2 separate regions of the Mus musculus genome follow, and region 1 is linked to region 2. The links are chromatin loops, found by intact Hi-C in ENCODE. Cell type or tissue: left cerebral cortex. All regions are shown on one strand. Each heading gives the region's core, and the rest is flanking DNA. Links, peaks and the distances in the headings are about the cores only.

Region 1 (8,012 bases), core at 1,322-6,321, 56 kb before region 2:
CTTTGCTCCATATTCATGAGACTAATGTTGACAGCCTTAGTTGACCAAGGGCTTGCCACCGTGTGATCCATGTTTCTTTTTCTTTTTTTCTTTATTGCTTGCACCCAAACAACAGTCTATAGGAGATAGGAGTGTGTTTGTGTGTTTCCTTCCAGTCATGCAGAGGTGAGGTATGTGAGATGATAACATCATTAACAACAACAGCAATAATGGATTCTAATGTCTTCAACCTAATTGCAAAGGCTGGAGGATGGAGAAAGAAAGAGATAAGAAAAGTTGATCCATTAATCAGCCAGCTGACAGATGTGTGGAGCGACTTAAATCATGTGGCATTATGTCCACTAGGGTTATTATACCCTATTACAATGGTTTCTGACCTTCCCAATGCTGTGACACTTTAATACAGTTTCTCATGTGGTGGTGACTCCCAACCATAAAATCATTCCATTGTTACTTCATAGCTGTAATTTGGCTGCTGGTTTGAATTGTAATGTAAATATCTGCTATGTAGGATATCTACCATTTAAGCCCAGAAGGGTCATGATCTACATGTTGAGAACCACTGCCCTATTTACCTATGAACGTTTCAGGCTCTTAACCCCCATCAGTGCAGAAGTGCCATGTACTAATCTAGATGAACTGATCTCCCATCCCAAAGCCTTCTCCACCCATTCTATTCCATCCAATGTGAGTTCCAGGTAAACAGCCTGGCTGCCCATCTCCAGATGGGTTTTATAAGATGTTCCAGCTGTTGTTTCCCTTTACTGTGTCATACCCTTGCTGAGCTTGTGCCATAGCTTGTACGTTTCCTGATTAGCACCCGTGAGGGCTCAGAGCACTTGCTCTTAAGATGACAAGGGCTGCCACACCCTCTCTCAGTCTTCAGCCTGCTGCAGGGACAAAGGCTGACCCATGTCACAGGCATTTAGTTAGCGCTTAGATCCAGCCAGAGCATCTGGGTCTGGATGTTTGCAGGCTCTGATGACACAAGCTTGCATTTGTGAAATTATTAAAGTGGCCGAAGGCATGCCCTGAAAGGAAAAGGAGTAGATCCCACCTCTGTGGACATCTTTGAGAGCAAACTATATTAAAAGATGTTGGTGGTCAGACTTGAGGGGAGGGTAGTACCTCCTTGAAGGCTGACAGGCGATAAGCAAGAGGGAAGTCTGGCTGGGTTTACATTAGACTCTGAAGGAAGCTACAGGGCAAGGCTGGTGTGTGTGCAAATGACAAGGTAGATGCACAGTCTAGGACACTGTACCCCAGTGGGAGAGTGCCTGGGCAGCATGCATGAGGGCATAGGTTCAATCCCAGGTATCAGCCAAAGTGTGGGGGAGGGGAAGAGAGAAAAGAAAGGTGAGAGAGAATGAACTATTCTGCCCAGTCCTCTTGGGGTGGGAGAATTGGCTATGAGTTGCAAGTCCAGCCCCGGCTAGCACTGAACATTTGATTCTGTGTAAGTAGAAGCCACGCCTATGTGCATAATTGCAAGTGACTCAAGGTGTGTGTGGGGTAGCTAAAGAGAAAGTATAAAGAATAATTCAGGTAGAAATGATTAAAGAGAAAAGTTAGAAGTGAGGTGTTCAAACTATGGGGATGGCCAGTACACTGGGCATTGTTGTTGCCTTTGACCTAGATAGTAAGTTAGAGAAAATGGAAATACGTGAGCCATTAGCTACAAAAATCCAATTTCTATAGGAAAATTTTATTTTTAAAAAAGAGAAAAGGCAGATCAATTTCTTAGAAGAAACAAAACACACACACACACACACACACACACACACACACACACACATATATCCTTATAATTTGCTCATGGGTAATAGACCTTTCCTTCTCTGGCTAGCCTTCTGCAGGCTTTCTGTCTATTTTACCTGCTGGTATCCTGGTTCAAAGGCTGTGATGCACAGAAGTCCCGAGATCAAGTGGGTAACAAATGTCCTGGCTGGGTTGAGACAGTGCCTGGGTGATTAACATCAGACTCACATGAAAACTAAATCCAGAGGTAGGCTGGCTCTGCGTATGCCCTCTTTGCAAAGCAATACAAAGAGTCCACCAGGAGCTGTGGATACACTGTTAAGCCTGAACACTGCAAGAAGCCCAAATCCGAGAGTGTCTATTTAGTACTGGCCAGGAGGATGGACACGGGCCAGGTTCATACCCAGGATTCCCAGGAAGTGGCACTGTGCTAGATTAGTCGGGTGCTCATCAAGGCAGAACTCACAAGGTAGGGACATCCCATCTTCATTCAATCAGGGGCAAGCATACACCCTGACATACTAGGAGGTATGTGCCTCCTGCATATATGTGACCAAGCACGTCCTGTGCCGGTGAGGCAACCACCCTTGTTCAAGAGGTGACCCGTCCTTGGGGCTTACAGGTTAACTTTAGCTCTCGCACACACCACATGGAGACTACAGTTATCCAGCTACAGGAGAGGCATCTCTGCTGTCAGCTGTCAGTCTGAAAGTCCTCTGCAGACTCATCTCTTGGAAGCTCAGTAGCAGCACGGTCCCTGTTTGGAAGGCTACAGAGCCTGGCTGTCAGAGCGAGCCTTTGACCTTGTCCCTTGGGTCTATTCTATTTCCTGGTCGTCTGCCATAGTCTTCTCTCCATACCGTCTTTAGTGTGATGGATTGCAGCTCTCTGAAACCATGGTCTTCAACTAAGCTTTCTTCTCTCAAGTTGTTTCTGCTTGATGCAAAAATAACTAACACGTCATGGAAATGTGCTTCCACAAAGGGAAACAATACAGCAATAGCTTATGGGCATCCTGCCCTTTGAAGAGATTTTTGTTTTTATTTATTATATTTAAGGATCTTCTTCCTGGCACTCATGCTGGGTGACTCACGAACACCTGTAATTCTAATTCCAGGGGGTCAGACTCTTGATTCTGGATTGTGTGACACAGATGTATACACAGAAATAAAAGAAAATAAATATATTTAAAGATTCTGCAAAGTCCTATTTGATTTTCAAAAAGTCTCTTCCAATGTGTGTGTGTGTGTGTGTGTGTGTGTGTGTGTGTGTGTGTGTGTAGGGGTTCAGGGGGTGGGGGGAGACACATACAGAGGTGAGATCATTCATTTGTTAGCCAGTCAACAAACATGGAATGAGTTCCTGTGTGAACCACATCAGAAGGCAGAGATAAACTCATGGTCCAAGATGCCTTAGATATGATATATACATCATTATATATATATATATATATATATATATATGTGTGTGTGTGTGTGTGTGTGTGTGTGTGTGTGTGTATGTGTGTGTGTGTGTGTGTGTGTGTGTGTAAATAAAATACTGTTTTATGTGTTTCAGGGGCATTTCAAATTATCCCCAAACCTTGTTTTTCTAGCACTGAGACAAGCGTTCGTTAGCATCGCTATTTCACAGGATGGTTGGTGGAAGAATTGGTTATAACCCACCCCACCTCAGCTTCTCTATTTTCTCACCAGACCACAAGGGGGCCCTGTGTGCAGCATCTCTGAGATGCCTCTCTAGTTTTCCACACTGGACCACGAGGGGGCACCATATATAGTATCCCCGAGAGGGCTCTCAGAGAACACGACTTTAGATGAGCAAAATGCACCAAAGAATTGTTACAGAAGCAAAGGGGTGCTAGTTCTCTGCCCCTGGAGGATAAGGAACTCTTGGGAGCCCCTTCCCAACAGGGTGCGCTGTCTGAAATGGGCCAACACCCCCAGGTTTACCTCGGTCGCCAGCGGCAGAGTGCATGCTACTTTGTTTCTAGCTTGTGTTTCTAGGTACAGGTCTCTACAAGCCCTAGTGTTTCTCGTAGATCTTTTGTTCCCTTCCTTGTTGGTTGCCTTTTGCAAACAGGACTAGCACTAAACCCAAACCCTCTTTTGTCAAACCCTAGGCCCTTGCCTGTGTGGACTGGGTGTCTAGACAGGTTTCACTTTTTTTTTTTTTTGTTTGTTTCATCCTAAAAACACCCCTGCTCCCCTCCCCCAGTCCTTTGCTTTGATACTTCAACCTTGTGCAAGACTCTGAGCTAACTCTCTGTGCCCTTCTAACCAATCCTAAAGTGTCCCATTGGCCACCCGATGTCATTTTGCATAGGGATTGAATTCCCAAAGAGCTTGGATGTTCTCAATCCTGCCCCATCCACACACACCTTTTAGGCAGCTAGATCATAAAAGCGACTCATAAAGTGCCTTCTGAAGGATGGCCGCTAGGATGTGGGCAGGGGTCTGGTGTCTGCCTGTACCCGGGCTGCTGGGTAGGCAGGCCAGTAGAAATTAAGGGAGTGTTTTCATTCAACGGCATTCTTTGCTGACTCTGGTCTCCCTGGAAAACAGTCTGTGAGAAGATAACATAAGATACTCTCTCTGTTAGCTCAGTTTTTCTTAATTATAGTAGTTTGGGAGATGACTTAAATCATGTTCTGAGGCTCTGAAGTGATTTTTTTTTTCTATCCTTCATATTGCAAAGGAATTTTTTGCAACGTAGGTATGAGTATTTGCTGATTTTTCAGTTGTCCCATTTTATCCCCCGTGTTTTTACCTCTATGCACTAAAATCCTTTCGAGGTTGTAATATATGTATATGGGTGAGTGTGTGTGTATGTATATATGTGGGTATATATATATACATATATGTATGTATGTATGTACACACACACACACACATATATATATATGTATATGTATATAATATTTAACTAACCAACCTTCCTTCCTCTAAGTGTTACAGCTCTGAAGGGTATTCTGGCATTCAGGAGCCAAGGAGTACCACAAAAATCACACCGTACAACAAACCTCAGACAACAGATTTATTGGGAAAGACAAGAGGGTGGCCGCTTCTGCTAGTGGAGGAGCAGTTCAGGACTCAGCAGAAGGCAGGGTTTTGTGGGGGGGTGGTGCGGGGGCGGCAGAGCTTTCCAGGGTAGCCAGGGGTTGGAGGAATTATGGGAGGATATACATGTACTGGAAAGTAGACCTTGAGATGTATGTTATAGACATTCATCACACACAACACCACATGCATGCCATGGAACACACACCACATTTACAGGGAACCTGGTGCAGCTTCATGCACGGTCTTAGAGTAATTTGTTACGCAGCCTCTGGGGGACATCTCTTTCAGATCCAGGATAGAGAACAGCGGGCTCACTTCACGTAATAGCAATTGGCCAATCTCACAGCCAATCTATTCTCCGTATCCAGCCTCCCAGAATGCTTCAGGCTGTGGTTTACAGGCATCTGTCATTTCTTCTTTTAAATTTCTTTTTATTTTTGAGATTGTAATTTAATTAGCATGTTTCTCTGGTCCCTTTCCTCCCTCCAGATCCTCCCTCTTCTTCAAACACATGGCCTCTTTTGTCATTAATTGCAAGTGCATGATTTTGGTTTGGGATTTTTTTCCCTCAGGTTAATCCAATAACACTGTTATGTATAGATAATACTTAAACAATTAGTTCACAGATTCACAGATTTTTATTTCTGAATTGTACTGCACCACAGTTTATTTATGCAGTCACCTGTTGAAGACATCTGGGCTGTTTCCACTTTGATATGATTATAATTTAAAAAGAAGTTAATAAGACTTTTTTTTTTTTTTTTACATTTACCGATTTTGTGTGTTGTACGTACACACATTCACACATGCCACAACTTACAGAAGTTGATCCTCCCCTTCCCCCATGTGGGGTCTGGGATCAAATTCAGGTTGTTGGGTTTGGCAACAAGCATTTTTACCTGATGGACTATCTCACTGGTCCCAGAGCAATTGTTTTAAAATTTTTTATAATTTAAAAAGAAAAGAAGAGAAGAGAAGAGAGGAGAGGAGAGGAGAGGAGAAGAGAAGAGAAGAGAAGAGAAGAGAAGAGAAGAGAAGAGAAGAGAAGAGAAGAGAAGAGAAGAGCAGAGCAGAGCAAAGCAAAGCAAAGCAAAGCTGGAGAGAGGGTTCAGTAGTTAAGAGCACTGGCTGCTCTTCCAGAGGACTTGGCTTCAGTTCCCAGAATCCACGAGGAGTCTCAGAACCATTGGCAACTTCAATTACAGGGAATCAGATGCCCTCCCCTCGCCTCCTTGGGCCCCTGGCATCCACATGGTACACACACACACATGCAGGCCAAACGCCCTACACATAACATTTTTAAAAATGACAAAATAATTAGAGGTCTGTTTTAGCATCTCATAAGTATTTAGCGTTAGAACTGCTAGGTTGTATGTCAAGCATCTTCTGTAGTGGCCGTGCCGTTTTATATCCCCTCTAGTGGCATGCTCGAGTTCTGTTCTTATCAATTATTACTGACTTTTTTGTCTACTTATTCTATTTGTTACTGATAGAGAAATGCTCAGATCTCCACTTACCATCACACAGTTGCACGTTTTGCATTCAGCGCTGTTAATTTTTGCTTCTCGTGTTTTGAGGTTTTTGTGATTGGCTTTGTGGATATTTACGAAGGCTTTGCCTTTTTTGTATGCTGATGCACATCACGACATGTGCCTTTTGGCTAGGTGCTGAATTCTACTTGTTATAACACAGCTGTCTTGGCTTTTCTTATCTATAGCTAGAATGTGCATTGCATATTCCTTCCCATTCCTTTGCTGTTATCTGGGAATTTTCACTGAAACGGGGTGTCTTTAAATAGCCTTGCTTTTTTTTAAAAAAAAATGTAATCTAAGATTCTCTTTTTTTTTCCAAAATAATATTCTTATTGGAACTTTCCCATCACTTCTCATTGCTTCCATGTCTACTCCATGACCTTTGTGACCCACCCCTCAAACACAGACAGACAGACAGACAAAACAAGTCTAATCTGAATTGTCCATGTACTTACGGGAACATGGGCAAATTCCCCAAGGCCTGTCCCCTAAAGAAAACTGAGTCCTTCTCTACCTGCACCCCCCCCCCAGAAGCAGCAACCGTGGAGTGCTACACTTCCAGTCATTCTTTATTGGAAGTACTGTGATTACTAACTGAAGAAGAGATTGTCAATGAAGGCTGAATTGTACATACAGTAGTGTATTATTTGATGAGTCTTCACATGTGTGAAACCATCCATAACATCTAGAGAATGAACATTTCTCATCATTTGCCTTCTCCTGGGCAAATCAGTACCTCCCACCCTTCCCTCCCCAGGCAGCTATTGGTATTCTGTCGTTATATATCAGCTTGTAATTTCTTCAAATCCAACTCCAGTTGAGGCTGACTACAAACTCCTGTGTTCATCTCCTATGTGTTGGTGTTATAGGCATGCAATACAACATAGTCTGGTGTGTTCAGTCTCTAAAATCTTGTAGGCCTGGAACTATAGCACTTACTATGGAGTTTTTGGTCATTTGGTCTTTTTTCATCATAGTGATTTTGAAATTTGTCCATGTTGAGTTTTTATTTTGGCTATTAGTGTGTGTGTGTGTGTGTGTGTGTGTGTGTGTGTGTGTGTTTGATAAAGCACTATGATCAAAACTAACTTGGTGAGGAAAGGGTTCTTTGAAGCTTATAGTTGTAATCCATCATGAAGGGCAGTCAGGGCAGGAATCCAAGGCAGGAACCTGGAGGCGGGAACTGAAGCAGAAGCCATGGAGAAGTGCTGTCTGCCGTTCTCATCATAGCTTGCTCAGCCTGCTTTCTTACACACTCCAGAACCATCTGCCCAGGGGTGGTATTACCTACAATGCTCTAGGTCTTCCTGTATCAATCACTAAGAAAAGGGCCCATAGTATTGGCTTCAGTTCAATCTTATGGAGGATTTTCTCAACTGTGATTTTTCTCTTCTCAGATGGCTCTAGCCTGGGTCATGGTCAATACAGCCAACCCAAGACAGGCCTGCTCCTCTGTGTTGGTGGATGGGAATAGCTTGGTGCCTTCACAAAGATGGACCTTTGCTTGTTGCTTTTTTTTTTTTTTTTTGCTATGTATAGAACTGTAATAAGTTATTACATAAGTCTTTGTATATATGCATTTAATTTCTCTTGGTTAAGTTAGAAGAGGATTAATAGATAATGCAGCAGGCAAAGCTTTGGTTTTGATTGGCAGTCCATTTTC
Region 2 (8,012 bases), core at 1,714-6,713:
AATCACACTGGCTTGAAATCACATGCCCATGAAAGGAGTGGGAACCCCCACAGAAGAGTCCAAGGGGCAGCCAAGGCAAGAGGGAGAGGGAGTGGGCACTAGGGTGTCATGCCCATGTGGGTAGCAGGGTGCCAGTGAGCCACACAAGCATCTGTTATTAGAGACTCATAGGAGGGCTCATTTGAAAAGGTAAGATGCGGCCCTGGTGTACCGACACAAAGGAGAGACAGAATCTACCAAGGCTTTGAAAGGTGTCGAGGCAGGATTTTGTCTGGCTTTGTTTTATTTTGTCTGAGACTCGGGGTAAGGAGGAGGGTACGGGAAGGCACTTGCAAGGTTCCGGGCACAGGGACAATGTGTGGTCTAAGAAGAAGGGGTTGCTGAGGGCTTCAGCCTGTGTTGTACAGCGTGCTAAACATGTTATTATCAAGACACCTGCAATTTTGACAAAGCCTCATCTCTGGACATGTAAAGTCCTTTAGCTTTAAACTGGGTTTCCTAGGTAAATATAAAACCATAAATAATGAAGCTATGCTTTTCAAAACGCCTTCTGTCTGCTTTTAAATTTACAGGCAGCACACACCATTTTGAAAGCTGGTGGGGTTGGAAGGGGACCTAAGTTTCCATTGAACACAACAAGCAATTTAGAAAAAAAAATTAAAGCTTATACATCAAACCAAAAAGGGGTATAAATGGTCATTATCAGCTAAACCAAAGGTCTGCTATAACTTCTCCTTTAAGACAGCTTTGGAAAATAAAAATATTTTCTAAGTTCCTCTCCAGAAGCCTTTGACTGTAGCTTTCTCTTTTCCTTGAGTTTCTTTGCTCTCATTCAATTGGACTACAGGAATCTGAATTCCAGACTATAGGTGTTTTAAAAACTGTATTGCCATATTCTACTATACCTTGTTTTTAAAGTCAAACCATTGAAGAGTGATTTTTTCCCTTTCTTTATATTGACTAGAAAATAGATTAAACTTTGACTGCAGACACTTAAGGGTTCTGAAACTTGGCAAAGCCTCAAAAGTGCCTCAGCCGCAAGAACTCAGTCACGTGCTGCACTTAGTGAACACCTTCCAGGCCTGGGCATGAAGTAGGTTGGGCCTCATTCCAGGCCCACACTATGTGGGCAGGGCTTTCAGGGCTCCAGTTAAAGATGAGGGACTGGAACTAGTCCCTCACCTGCAGAAGAAAGGGCAATATCCTCTGGCAACCTTCATATCCTCCCATCTTCTATTGGACAGGCAAGCCAAGGCCATAGAGGCATAAGGAACATAGGCTCTACATTAAAGGAATTTTATATAGAACATTTTGTTGTTGTTGTGTCTGAGACGAGGTCTCACGATGTAGCCTTGGCTGGCCTGGAACTCATAGGGATCCCCCTGCCTCTGACTCCACAAGAGCCGTGATTAAAGGTGTGTTCCACCATGCCTGGCTTCATTATGTAGAATCTTAACAAAGGAAGTTTGTACAATTCACTGTCATTCAGACAGACTCTTCTCAGAGAAATGGAACCTTAAACACCCATGACAGTCTTTCCACGAACAAACAAAAATGTAAGTAAACTAAAAGCAGACTAGATGTGTACTAAGTGGAAAGATTTACCTAAAGCAATAGCTTGCATTCCACAGCCCTCATAGTTGTAATTGCTGGCTGCCTCGAGCTGTGTATTTTGAGGACAAACTGAGTGGAAGTTGATTGCACCCTGGTTATGAACCCTGAAGTAGCTAAACAAGACCATCTGGTTAACAACAGACAAAAAAGAAAGGAAAAAGAAAAGAGAAAGAAAGAAAAAGAAAGAGAAGCCTTTTAAGCCTGACTTATAAATCTTACAATGATCCATTTTTAAGCCCAAGCTAAATTTATAGTTTATGTGCAACATAGTGTTTAAGAGATAATTCCAGACTCCTGGGTTTTACAATCTAATAATTATCTGGTTTTACTACTTAAGTAGCTCCAATTAAACAAATAAATGCCAACTTCGTATTTCAGTTTGCAGAGTTACCACTGAAACAAAATAGAAGACTGACTATCCTGGGAGAATACTTGGGAGGGAATAGTTCTGAACTTTCTGAGGCCAGAACATACTGGTCTGAGGGATGTTTTAGGGAGTTACAGATGATTTCTGTTTTAGGGTTTGCTTTCCCTTTCCTGGTAGTGTTTAAATCACCAGTATTAGATCAAGATCACTTTTAATCCCATGCTCCTCAGTTGGTGTGTCGGAAAAAACCCATCATTTAACTTCTGTGTGCCACAGTTGCTACTTTGGGAAAATAAGTGTGCCTCGGAGCTAATGGGGAGAGTTAAGTGTGACGGACTTGTATCGCTTTACCCATCATGCCTCTGCTTCAGCATCTCCTACACAGAATGACTAATTCTCTCCTGAAAGACAGTTATCTTTCATTAGCTAAATAGACTTTATGACAGAGGGAAAAGTGGCTCGCTTCTGCTATGGTCAACTCAGGGTGCCCATGTGTGAGTTGTTTACTTGGGGAGCATAGCGTTTTTGCTGGTGAAGTTGTCTACAATAATAATGAGATGATGGTGATGATGGTGATGGTGATGATGATGATAAATAACCATGTATTTCTATTGCTCGGCAAAGTGTTCAACTCTGGGCAGACTCAGCCAAGTGGAAAGCATTCCCCAGTTGCAGTTTCTCACCTGCAGTGTAAATCATCAGTCCCCATGATATTTTCTTTCCATAAAGAGCAAAGCGAAACATGATGAGGTCACTGAACCAAAGTGACTTTAGATGTCGTCACATGTCCTCACCTTCTAGACTACAGCACTCAGAGTTCACACCAGCTATTTAATGTCCCAATGATGGACAGAGTTAATCCTTTCTCTTTTCTCTATAACACTGTCTTGATTCAACAACAGGGAGAATGGGAAGGAAAAAAAAAAAAACAACATTGCAGGCTTGATACCATGTATCCCCATCACTTCCAAAAAGATTCTGTTCCTGCCAGGTAGAAAGCTGCATCATTTCTGACTGACTCCTAGAGCTTTCCTTTCTTCTGCCCCTCCCCATAGATGTACGAAATGGAAAGCTGATAGGAGATGACAATAGATATCTGGGTCTTTAGACTGCTGGAACTTCCCCAACAACTATCACTCATGCTTTGGCTCACAGCTTTTGAACAAGATTTATAGACAGGGAACCAGTGGCTGTTAGCTACAGCCTTCTATCCCAAAGGAAGGGCCAGAGGCTACATACCGCAGAGGGAAGCCAAGTTAGCCCCTAGCTAAGTCAGTTAACTGGCTCTGTTAAGTCACCTTACCAAAACGAATTTTTGAAATGACACAGTCCTTTAAAAGTCGAGGACTCATGTCTCTTCACCATTAAAATTAAAAAAAAAATTTTTTTTTAAAAAAAAGGATCGTAAGTAAGTACCGCCAAGTCATTGCCATGAACTGCTACTGGGCCAAGTCCCTTGGAAACTGCCTCATTAGACGGGATGTGCTGAGCAAGGCATAATCATTTTGCCAAGAGTAACCCCAGAAACCGTGGTGCAAAATGCAGTGGAAAATAGAGCTGCCAAAATTATGAGCAGGACATTCTGTAAGCGTCAGGGAAAATAAGCCAGCCGGAGCCTTCATACTTTCAGACCCGTTCAACCCCAATAAAGAGTTATCCAGAAATGACTAACAGCCATTTATTCATAAGGATGTGGGAATTCTCCATCATCGCGCCTATGATAGTGTCTGGGTTTTTAATCTGCTTCTACCGAAAGGACCTCGAGCAGACAGCTTCCCAGATCAAGTGCTTAAGGCAAAAATCTGAAAAGGTGCTTTTAGAACCTGTCAGAGACTCAGCAGTTCTGACTCTCCTTATTATGGCTCCCCAAGCTGGCTTTGGTCAGGCAGAGACCTGCGACTTGCCTGCTGCGAGGCGAGTTAGACACCCTCTGATCTCTGGCGGCGGCTCCTATGCTAACTCTACTCCACCGCCTTCCGCCACCCACAACAACTTTCAGAACCATGCACCAAGAACTAGTGGATCTGAAAGCGCATGTCTGCTGGCGGTACACCCGGGGGAAGCCTGGAAGCGAGATCAGACGCAGCTCGGCAAAACCAGACACACAAGGGATCCCTGCCCAGTTGTCAAGGTGGGAAAGGCGCCGGCCGGCACAGCTGCCTCTAGCTTCTCAGGAGACGGCGTACAAGGCACTCTTACCTTGTACTTCATCTCGGCGGTGATCTGATGAGCCCTGGTCCTATCGAATCACACAGTGAGTGAGGCACTGCAGAGTCCGCCCCTCCATTGAGCGCTGGGCTGGATGGAAATGAGAAGCCTTCGCCTCCCGCGCACTGCGGAGTCTCTGAGCTCACAGCCCAGATCCAGACCAGCACGGCGCGGGCCTCGTTTGCATACCGCGCCGCCATTGGCTGCTGGTGGCGGTGAAGGTAACGCCTCCACCCCGCCCACCTCTAACTTCTGAAACCCTCCGACAAAGAGCGTGTAATACGATCATTTCTTTTCACGTTATCAAAAGGGCGGAGGAGAAAACAGAAAGTGGGGAGGCGGCCCCAGCCACCCGGAGAAATAAAAATATAAAGAGGAAAGACATAGGAACCAGACAAAGGAGGTACGTTCCTTTTGAGAGTAACCTAAGTTTTAAAGAATCCGAATTCACAAAGCAGTCTGACGATCGCGCTTCCTGTGACCTAGCAACTAGTTCATAAACCCATTTCATTTCAAAGCCATTCACCTTACAATCTCTACATGAAACGAGCTGGAGGAACAAAGGGTTTTCTGTCTCCAGTACCCCCCCCTTTTTTTTTTACTAACCACCCCTGCTGATAGCTCTCTTTCCCTGTCTTTTCTCTTCCCCTTCCCTTTTCTGTGGCTGCTCCCCTCACCCCCAAGTGTTCAAAGTACTTTGCTAAGTCAGTCTGCTAGGAGCTGGAAAACATTTCTTTCTCAATGAAAAGGAACTCACTCATAAGCACCAGGCCTTCCCGGTTCTTCTCACTAGGACCTCCGAGGATAAAGGATAGGTGGGAACCCATGCAGGTTCTATAGAACACACCCGATACATCACGCCTGTCCAGCCAGCACTCTCCTCTTTGACCGCTGGCATTGCCAGATTCCGCTTTTGAACACCGAGGCCTTTTCCTTTTGACCTCTCTCCCCCAAATGACCCATTAGCCCACTCACACTTATTATTCAGGGAGAACGCTTCTGTTTGATAAGCCTGGTTTAAAAAAAAAAAAAAAAAAAAAAAAAAGAACAGCCTCTTTCAGGCAGAGCGCGGGACATGATTTGTAGAGCGGTTCCATTCTGAGATTTCTATAGAGAAAGAGAATCACTCAGGAGAAGACAGGCTTTTCTTTTCCTCGGGCCTCAGGACTTGGAGTATTCAGGACTATCCCCCAGTTGGGATGCATTCCAGCCAGACTGCACGACTCGGGTGGAAAAAAAAAATCAGCTCTTACTTCTTTCCTGACTAAGGTAGTCCAGAATCAGTTTTGCCTCCCCAATCCCCTTCTAAATTTCCAATGGATTAAAACTTTTGAAAATAAATGATTTAAGCCAAAAGCATAGGAGAGCAGATGCCGCATAAAAGTGGTTTCTGGGGGTGGGGGTGGGGGTGGGGGTGGGGTAGGGTTTACATTGACAATTGAATCCACATTTGGCTGCAGCTTGGAGTTTGCTCTACAAGATGTCCCTGGCCACCTTCGTGAAGTTGACATCCCGGTTCAGGCCCCTTCCAGGTCATGGCTTTTACTTCCTGATCTCAAAGCCGAATTGAACCTGTGTGATTCGCAAGGTCTTTTGTACACAGATTAGGCACGAAGCAGATTGCGGTAGCAGGATCATCCTGGCAGCCCTGAAGATTCACACTAGGGACCTATGTTTGTAGGACAAGTCAAATCTTTCTCTCTAGATTTGTCCTGGTTCCCCAGGAGACAGAGATAGCATTCCTTTGACTTCTTCAGCAGCCAGGCTGAATCATGCTTAGATGAGTGGATTAAAGCAAGGCTAACCCATTCAACCTCAACATTGCCAAAGCCTGTGCTAGGCGTTTGTGAAATTGTCTTCTCAGGGTAGATGGCTTGATTCCTATCAGGCAAATCGATACACATTCCTTAACTTTGCAATGCTAGCCTTATAAAATGAGGACATAATAATGTGTACCTGCTAGGGAAGAGAGCTAGGGTTTTCCTTGAGTGTGATAGGAAGCCATCTAAGAATTTTGAGAAAAAAACAATTTCCCTGTTTTTGCCCTTATTATCATGCTGTGATCTCAGTGCAGCCTAAGTAACACAAGTCATTTTGTTTTTATTGGTTATGCTCCCTCTAAACCTTTTGGAGAAACACAAATTCAGTAAATAAAGGAATAGCCCTTTCTGTATTGATTGCCTGAGACGCTGAATGTGAAAAATATGAAAAACTGATTATATAATTAAATTATTCAGGAAACCAGTGGGTTGGTTGGTACCTTTCCAGAACCGCCAAGGACCCTGGGCTCAGTCCCAACCCACGCTCACCAGCATCCTACGAGTAGGTGCCTCTTTGGAGAAAGCCATGCCCAGTTAGACCCTACTGCATCCAGGAGTCAGGGAAATGGCACCCGGTGCTTTCTGAGGGATTTTATTAGTAGCCATTGGACGTTGGTCAGAGCACACATGGAAATCAAGCAAATACTGGAACTGCTTGTGGCTCAGGCAGAACCCAGTGGCTATTTTGTCTGGGTGAAGGAACTAGAGCCCATGAGCAAGGAGGAGAGCCCCCTGGGGAATCAGCAAAGAGAACTCAAAGCTGACACGCAGAGACCTTGAGCCCTCTGGGTGTGATCCTACTAGTCATATGTATGGTAAGCCACTCTCCCGACTCTCCACTCTATTTAGAGATTTCTCTTTAGTTTCCTTCCTCGAAATCTCTCTATCTTCAGCGTTACTACCAGTTCCCTTCCCAGAGGACAGAGGGGATGGCGTTTAGATGGAATTGAACAGTCTCTTATCGATATGCTAACATCTTAGGAAGCAGACACCTTGGTGTGGACTATAATGAGAACTTCGCCAATCCTCGTTTCAGTTTTTTTCCTCCACACCCCAGGCTTATTTATACCTTACTGGCATTGCACAGATGGGTCTTTCTACAGAGAATGCTCTGGCTGCTTGTCCGCTATCAGGCCTAGCTCAACACACTAATGCCTTTGTGTGTGCTGGTCCACAGCCCCCGCCCTGCCCACCTCGCCCTTTCAGAACAAATCTCTCCTTCCCCTGACTGTGCTCCCATTGTACTTGGAACACAGATCTCTTAAAAGTGCCTTTTCCGTGTTTGGATGCTGATGGTGCGTTGACGTCTGTTTCTACAGCTTTGGGTGGGTTCTGGAAGAACAAGGTGATGGCTAGTTGATCTCTCTGTCTCTTTATACCCTGTATGTACTTAAGTCATTGCCCTGTGGATCAGGAAGTAATTCAGAGAACACATGTTTACCTCCAAGTTCGGCCTAGTGCCCAGGAAAGAAATAGAAGAAAATCCTTATGTCTGAGAACACCCTCCAGGTCTCATTTGTTAGCATAGACACAGGATGCGCCTTTTCAGAGCCAATGCCAGGCTGCTGTCAGTCCTGTCTCTGTGAGCCAGGAACAGCATTCACATTGCTAAGTGGCTTGGGAGGAGGCAAAAGAATAACATCTTGAGAGATGTAAAAATTAGGCGTAATTCAAATTTCTGTGTTGTCTATACGAGAAAGTTGTGTTGGCATATTTATGTACAATCTGTTGAGTTGCAAAGCTGGGGCTGAGTGGTTGACCCTGAGTTGGTAAACAGCGCAAAGCTAAAGAACGTATTTATTATAAGATAATACTATAGCCACGCATGGTAGCACATGTCTATAATACCAGCTCACCCAGAAGCACTTGGTAACTTCAAGATCAGAATGGGTGAGCTGAGACCACCCTCTCTTCCCTCCCAAAACAACAAATCTCACAAAAATCAAACAGGTATGACAAATAAAATACTATCATCTGCCTCTCCACAGAAAATGTGCCGCTTA

The links. Peaks named below come from ENCODE experiments on the same cell type or tissue, not always from the same donor. Only the 100,000 strongest peaks of a DNase experiment are listed, where the experiment ranks them.
Region 1: a loop joins it to region 2, with 4 times the contacts of the local background. A loop is called at or near these places in 10 of 42 quality-filtered maps.

What each region holds. Positions count from the first base shown.
Region 1 is chr13:41,299,372-41,307,383 of GRCm38, forward strand. No RefSeq gene overlaps it. Among named protein-coding and RNA genes, the nearest start is that of Smim13, 54 kb to the left of the region's middle. In left cerebral cortex, for the core only: a CTCF peak has its summit at 3,508 (motif pointing right); a DNase peak (open chromatin) is centred at 3,511.
Region 2 is chr13:41,354,673-41,362,684 of GRCm38, forward strand. It overlaps Nedd9 (neural precursor cell expressed, developmentally down-regulated gene 9), which reads right to left and starts at 4,329. Exons shown (of 7, transcript NM_017464.5): 1 at 4,181-4,329. The coding sequence starts at 4,192. In left cerebral cortex, for the core only: a CTCF peak has its summit at 4,405; DNase peaks (open chromatin) are centred at 3,541, 4,040, 4,341, 4,934 and 1 more place; H3K4me3 peaks cover 2,786 bases; H3K27ac peaks cover 1,248 bases.